Regions from separate parts of the Homo sapiens genome. Here regions 1 and 2 are each linked to region 3. A link is a loop called in an ENCODE intact Hi-C map of the cell type or tissue named here. Cell type or tissue: PC-9. All regions are shown on one strand.

Region 1 (2,500 bases), 90 kb after region 3:
GGAGCCTTAAAAGTAATTAGGTCCCAGTGTAAGAAAATGGATAATGAAGGTATTCCTATGTGGTTGATTTATTTTATAAGTAGATTTGTAATCTTTATAAAGCCATTACTAATTGTTCCACTTGCATAACATATAATTAAAAGGAAGGTTTATGGTTCCAACACTATTACAGTAGCAGAGAAAAATGTCCTACCATAAGGCTAAGAACTAGGAATTGGCTTTGATTTGAACAATGATAATTATTACAGCCAACATCTACAAATAATACAGGCTATACTTATAGCTTACTGTTACTTACATGAATTATTACAACGAACATTTTTTAAACATTGACATTGCCAAGCATCATGCATTTCATATAAATCAACTTTAATCTTTACACTAAGCACCCCCTACAGGGAAGTATTATTTTCCTATTTTACTAATGAGAAAACTGAGACTAAGGGAGGTGAAGTGACCTGACCAAGACGGTATTTAGGATGTGCATTTTGAATCTCTGTATCATTTGTCCCCCAAAACGCCAAACTTACTAATTTCTATTCAGCCTCCCAGGCTCACAGAACCAAGCCCAGAAGTCAGAGTATAAGGTCTGTAGCACAGTATATAATTCAGCTAACTGGAGCAAATAAATGACTTGAATTTTAAAAAAAAAAATTAGGATCTGAGCTAGATAGAGGTTAGCTCTTTTCTTGGCTTTCTACTTTAACTTTGCTTCACATTCATCCAAAAGAGAAATGGGACTGAAAGCACAGATAATCATAACTAAGCCCTTAGTCATTGTTATTTTATTATTAATGTACTTGGAGGAAAATAAACTTCCTAACCTTCTCTTGAATTCTCTGAGTTAGCCAAACAATCCCAGATAATCCTTTTCTATGACCAATGGGCTAAAATTTAAAAAAAAAGAAAATAATTATAATAGCAACTATAAACCAGATTTAAACCCATCGTAACTGAGTATAACAAGTCTCCCAAATTCCACTTTTCCTCATACCTACCTTAGCACACTTGCTTTGCTAGTCCAGCTATAATTGAAGAACAATTAACGTTAGCATCACATAATATATAAAAGGGAAAGAGACTACTTTTTCCACAGCCAGTGCCTTTTGGAGGTGATCCTCATACAAATTGTGTATTTTGGGTGATTTATACTTGCAATATTTTTCTTAAATATAAATAAAAGCACTCATATAGACAAATAAGCAGAAATAGTTCTCATTGAATTTTCATATTCTAGATTTTTTTAATTAAATGGTGATGAAAGGCTGGTATTTAGATTTGGCAAACAGACACCTAAAGGAAATTTTAAAATTTGGCAGCAGACTGCCATGGTATTCATTTATGATAGTAATTTTGAAATCGACAGGCCTTATTCTGTAGACAGCCTTTGATAGAGCTGTTTCAAAATGAGTGAGATTTATTTAAATCATTTCCTCCACCTCAAGAACTTGAGCTTGACAGACATGGACTAAACTAATCTAACCTGTTTTTCAATATCTGGATCTACTGGGAAGCCAGCCAACCAAGAAGAAATAAAAACTCTCTAATGTGGTAGAAACAAAATCACATATAGCATAGCTAGATGAAAAAAAAAATGTAGTTGGGAAACCCACATTGATCTCAGTCGAAAGTGGACTGAATTTGTATGAATACCTGTACCAAAAATCAATCTTTGACTAAAAATGTAGAAGAGAAAAGTACAGTTAAATATGTGAATGGAAAATGGGCTTACTTTACATTGTATAGTGAGTCTTTCAGAGGCACAACCTGACTGAATGCCAAAATTATCAGGGGGAATTTCTGGCAAATATTTTGCCATCCCATACCTGGAGGCTGTGATGGGACTGCCTCAGGATTAGGCTTGGAACATAGAGGATTCCTTTAAAAACAAAACTAAACAAAAAAACATGGAGGTATGGGGGCAGAAATAGTCCCAATAGTGCCAGTTCACCAATATAGGTGCACTCTGATTAGAAAGAACAGTAAGAAAGACAGAAGTTAGACCCACCCTAGAAACCTCAGATTGGGATGACTGTTGGGGCCTCAGAGTTCTCTGGGTAGACTGGAGAATCAAGCAGAAATTGGCTACTTAGAAGAGACCAAGGAGAAGGAAAAGTCATAAAAAGAGAGAGGGAATACACAAATAATAAATTTAGCTGACTTGATCACTGTGCCTCTGGAGAGACTCACCTGAAAATCAAAGGCACAAAATCTAATTGGCCTGAAGACATATTTCCAGCCAGTAAAATTTATCTTAATCTTACCCTCACCTTCATCTTTATTAACATTATAATTATATTCTGCAGTTTATTCCTAAAAAATATCTTAGAGATTATCTAGCTCAAACTGTTCAATTAGAGGATATGAAAACTGAAACCAGAATCATTTAGTGATGGGCCCAAGGTTAGCTAATAAGTTAGTTGCCAGAATCTCCTTCAGACAACTAGGTCAAGTTTCTTATTATTCTATGCCAATGTTTGCCAATCCTCAGTCATTTCTG
Region 2 (2,500 bases), 110 kb after region 3:
GGAGACCTTGACAAAGGTCCACCTCACTGCAGAGGTGGAAACAGAAGCTACATTAGAATGGGGTGAATAATTAATTGGAAGAAAGAAAGTGGTGATAGTGAACATTGATAACATGTTTAAGATGTTAAATAGAAGAATTAAAAGTAATAGGGCAGTATCCAGAAAATAAGATGGAATCAACAGAAGTGTGTTTACTTTTTTTTTTTTTTAACATGGGGCATGTCAGATACGTTAATAGGTATGATCTAACAGAAAGGGTGAGAGTGATGCTGCTAGATAGAGGAGCAGAGGAGCAAATACTCCTAGTCCATGACAAGCAAGAGGGGATTAAATCCAGAGAAAAATAGGAAGATTTGCATTTGATAATGGCAGAGATATTTCCTTCACTGTAACAAAAAGGACAAAGTTTCTGTTTGGTTAGATTTCGTGTGGGAAGATGAGGGAGTTTACCTTCAATGTTTTCTATTTTCTTTTCCCTTTTCTTTCTTTTTTTTCTTCTGCTTCTTCTTTTTTTTTTTTTTTTTTTTTTTTTTTTTTTTTTTTTTTGAGACAAGGTATCACTTTGCTGCACAGGTTGAAGTACAGTGGTACAGTCATGGCTCACTGTAGCCTTCACAAACCCAGTCATTTGGACTCCTAGGTTCAGGCAATCCTCCTGCCTCAGCCTCCAGAGTAGCTGGGACTATAGGCATGCTTCACCATGCCTGGCTAATTTTTTTTTTTTTAAATAGGGACATGATCATGCTATGTTGACCAGGCAGGTCTGGAACTCCTAGGCTCAAGCAATCTTCCCACTTTAGCCTCCCAAAATGCTGGGATCACAGGCTTGAGTCACTGTGCCCAGCGGATACCTTCTGTTTTCTCAGTTAAGCAGGGAAGGTGTGTGAAGGGTGAAGTGCAGGTTTTCAACTGTCATCTGAGAAAGTCAAAAGCAAATCTGCTAGAAAAACATACAAGAATGGTAGGCAGTATTGAATGGCTAGTTGAAGTTTTTGTGATGAATTTCAAGTGTTATCAGTCACCCTAGTATTTTCTACCAATGTTAAGCTACTGAAGTTCAAACAAGGAAAACAGTAGTTTGCAGATTACAATAGGGCTAAAGAACTGCAGCAATGGAAGACTCAGGTAAATGAATTAGAAGAACAGGAGGTGATGGTCATAAAGTAGGATGCTTCAAATAAAGAATTACCAGGTGGTTTCATTAGTGGTGATAAGTTCCAGTGGTCTTGTGATAGGTGGCAAAGGTGGGATAGAGGAAAACATTGAAAGAGGAGAGGTCAAGGAATAGAGAAGCTAAAGTTCAGAGTGTTTCTTCTACATGGTTCTTGGAATCACTAAGAACAATGACAGGAATGAAGATGTACAGGAAGGCAGTGAGTCAGTAGTTGAAGTATTAAGTGAATGAAGAGAAATGATTAGGAAGGTAGATAGGAATTACCGCCAAGAAGTCATGGGTAGTAAAACCGGATAGGAAAACACAGAGTACTTGATCAGCTAAGATTGGAAGGATATTGTCCTAAAGACAATGTATCATGGCTCTTTATATATATATATTTGTTTATATTTATATATAATATATGATATATATTTATATATAATACATATTTATATATAAATATGTATTTTAAATATATTTATTTATATTATATATATCATATATATTCAGTTACATACATATGTGACTATGAATAACTCTACAATGTGTTTTCATTTTTTAATCATATGCTCTTATCAATCAAGGATTCTGAGCATATAATATTTATAAATCACAAATATGCTACTCTGCAGATAGTTATTACAAAAGAAATTTTATAGGATTAAATATATACATCAAATAAACTAAGCCTAATATTTCAAACATCTTTACTCTCACTAGAAAATTATTAATCATTTTATAATTGAAAATACTTTATTTTTAAAAACCTTGATTTAAACTTTGGAATCAAGTGATTTGAAAGTCCGGTACTAAGTTTAGTTTACATCAGTACATGATTTTAATGATTTTCCTAACTGAAAAAGAAACCTCACAAAAACATTTGTGTGCAAATGAAATGTATCTCTGGCTGTGTTTACCAAATTCTGATACTCATTTTTTAATCCTACTTAGCAACTATACAAAAGTTTTCATAACTTTCATATAATAAATATCAATTTATCCTGATGTCACTAAACTTTTCTATAAACTAATAAAAAGTTATAATATTCTTATGTAATAAATGAATTTAAAACTCACTGAATTCTTTATGTGAAAGATTTAGAATAAATTAGAAAAATCTTGTTAGGCATGCTGATAAGGGGATTTTAAAGAAGCTGTAATAATTTTTAGCTGTATCACTTAAAAATGGAAAATTTTTCAGTTTATATTCAAAATGCCCTTTTCATAGCACAAATTTCTTTCAAAAACAAGATACTTTTTAATAATTGCTAAAATACTATTTTTTTTATCTGTGAGAGATTAAATATAAGGACTGTTTTTGTTGTTTGAGACAGGATCTGGCTC
Region 3 (2,500 bases):
GTGATCACAGTCAGACACAGCAGCTTCTCTGAAGCCCTCTCCTCTCTCAAATATTCCACAAATTACAATCTTCTATTTCTAGAGATTCATTTCTAGGGAACTAAGCAAAGCTCTCAATAGGGGTATATATTTGGTCTATACTAGTTACTAGAAACTCAGTATCAGTTGACTTACATGACTGAGAAGGCAGGGACTAAGATACAAAGTATGCAGGTGAGTGTGGATAGGGCAGGGCACCAAGTTGTGCATAGAAGCCCCACTTGGGAGGCACTGCTGGGAAAGACATCCTAGGTGGGGAAGTGGAGCATGGGTGGAGCTTGGTGGGCAAGGGTGGGCAACACGGACACTAGCTTATATGGTTTGGCTCTACGTCCCCACCCAAATTTCATCTTGTAGCTCCCATAATTCCCACGTGTTGTGGGAAGGACCCAGTAGGAGATAACTGAATCATGGGGTGGGTCTTCCCTTGCTGTTCTCGTAAGTCTCACGAGATCTGACAGTTTTAAAAACGGGAGAGAGAGCACAAGTCCTCTCTCTCTTTTCCTGCCGCCATCCACCTAAGATGTGACTTGCTCCTTGCCTTCCACCATGATTGTGAGGCCTCCCCAGCCATGTGGAAATGTAAGTCCATTAAACCTCTTTCTTTTGTAAATTGCCCAGTATCTGGTATGTCTTTATCAGCACCATGAAAATGGACTAATACACTAGCTGTGTCACACACAAGAGTAAGAATATGATAAAGTGCCCATTTTTTGCTACATGACTATTTTGCTCAGAGCCATCCAGGAAAGAAAGAAAATAAGAAAGGGAATTGAGGTTATGGAATGCCAAAATAAAAAGACCATGAAGGCAGGAAGTTTGTCTAATTTGTGCTTGCTTTATCCCAGAGCTCAGAACAGTGCCTGACACTCAAATAGGTTTTAAGCATATGAACAAATGCCTACCTGGTGATAGGCCTTGTGCTTGGGACTTTACCTGCATTAGCTCATTTAAGTCTCACACATCAACACAGATGAGGAAATCGAGATACAAAGAGTAAGTGTCTTGCCCTAGGTCATCCAGCCAATGAACAGCAGTGCCAGAATTCAAATCCTAGCCTAATTGACTAAAGCCAGTGCTATTAACCACCATGAAATGCTTCTTCACTAGACAGGAAACCAGACGATGACTATAGCATACAGTAATCTGAGTTTGGCACAACTCACTGTGATGATAGCATCATTCAGATACAAACTGGAGGAACCAGTTTTAAAGAAGGGTGAGGGGATGCAGAATATTAAGGGAAGCTGAGTGGTCAGGCTGACTCTATGTTATGGTATCAAATTTGGCTTGCCTGAATTTTAATTAGGACAAGAAATATTTCAAAGCACAAATGAGAAGTTATTTTCATCTCTGCTTCTCTCTTTAATTCAGAGTTCTCTAGAAGAAAAACAGGAAATGTTCCTATATTAAGCAAGTGGTATCAAAATCTATCATATCAGTATTGAAAAGCACCAGGTAATTTCTTAGATTCAGAAACCTCAATTTATCCCTAATGAAATACTAAGAAGGCTGCAATAACCAATTACTCAGAAACATTTTGGTGTTTCTTTGGCTGACTTAAACTGAATTATTTCTATATCCAACTGTTTCTATTAGTCATCACAAACTCAAAGACATTAGTTTATTCTGGTACTTTAAAAAATAATACACAATAGAAAAACAAAAACATAGGATGAATAAATGGGAGGAAATATATATCAATTAGTACCATTCATTTTTTATTCATTACTATGGTATTGAAGGACTTTGGCAGGTGACATTGTATATCCAGGCTACTAAGTCTATTTCTGAATGTTTCTACTGCATACCAGAGAAGAGTGAGGCAACAGAGACCAAACTGCCAGCCTTGGACCAGCTAGTAAAGAACGGAAATGAGTCATCCATTTTTCACCCACACTCTTGAAACTAAACCTGAAAAGGAAAAAAAGTTTGATACAAAATAGAACTTGTTTATTCCCCTATCCACATTTGCTAGAACAGTGCCTAGCATAAATGTTTATGGAATAGATGGTTTAATAAATATTTGTTGAATGAATAAACAAGTGAATTTTTTTTTTCTATTTTTCCCTCAAGCTACGAATATGCAGGAAGGCAAGAAAAAGAGAATAATGCTGATTGCCCACAGAACTCGTTTGCTGAGACTACAGACAGTTTTGTAGTCAAGATCCGCTTAGACAAGTAATAGGCATTTTAAACTTAACATACCTGGAGTAGAACTTCTAATTTCCTCCCTTATAAATTGTTCTCCCCCAGTCTTCTCTCAGTAAATGCATTTCCACTTCACGAGCAGCTCAAGGCAAAATCCTAGGGGAGATGCTTGATTCCTCTCTTCCCCTTGTTCTCTATATCCAAACCCTCAATATGTAGACCCTACTCCCAGAGTGTATCCAGAATCTAATTACTATTTCCAGTACTACCATGCTAATCTCACCACCATTGTCAAACACCTGCACTACCA

Evidence for each region. A loop is a pair of places that touch in the nucleus more often than their neighbours do. Peaks named below come from ENCODE experiments on the same cell type or tissue, not always from the same donor. Only the 100,000 strongest peaks of a DNase experiment are listed, where the experiment ranks them.
Region 1: it touches region 3 in a loop (3-fold over the local background); 3 of 110 quality-filtered maps call a loop at or near these places.
Region 2: a loop joins it to region 3, with 6 times the contacts of the local background. A loop is called at or near these places in 3 of 110 quality-filtered maps.

Annotation. Positions count from the first base shown.
Region 1 is chr5:87,209,483-87,211,982 of GRCh38, forward strand. All of the region lies in intron 2 of LOC101929380 (a long non-coding RNA gene), which reads left to right. Among named protein-coding and RNA genes, the nearest start is that of LINC01949, 28 kb to the right of the region's middle. In PC-9, no CTCF peak of the experiment used is centred here; a DNase peak (open chromatin) is centred at 1,469; H3K27ac peaks cover 1,236 bases.
Region 2 is chr5:87,228,599-87,231,098 of GRCh38, forward strand. The region is part of intron 2 of LINC01949 (long intergenic non-protein coding RNA 1949); the gene reads right to left. The region is part of intron 2 of LOC101929380 (a long non-coding RNA gene); the gene reads left to right. Among named protein-coding and RNA genes, the nearest start is that of LINC01949, 9.4 kb to the right of the region's middle. RefSeq lists an enhancer at 2,481-2,500. In PC-9, no CTCF peak of the experiment used is centred here; a DNase peak (open chromatin) is centred at 1,393.
Region 3 is chr5:87,119,574-87,122,073 of GRCh38, forward strand. It overlaps MIR4280HG (MIR4280 host gene), which reads right to left. Exons shown (of 2, transcript NR_186582.1): 1 at 2,248-2,500. LOC101929380 (a long non-coding RNA gene) reads left to right here and starts at 575. Exons shown (of 4, transcript NR_105018.1): 1 at 575-621. In PC-9, no CTCF peak of the experiment used is centred here; DNase peaks (open chromatin) are centred at 1,148 and 1,878; H3K4me3 peaks cover 500 bases; H3K27ac peaks cover 2,500 bases.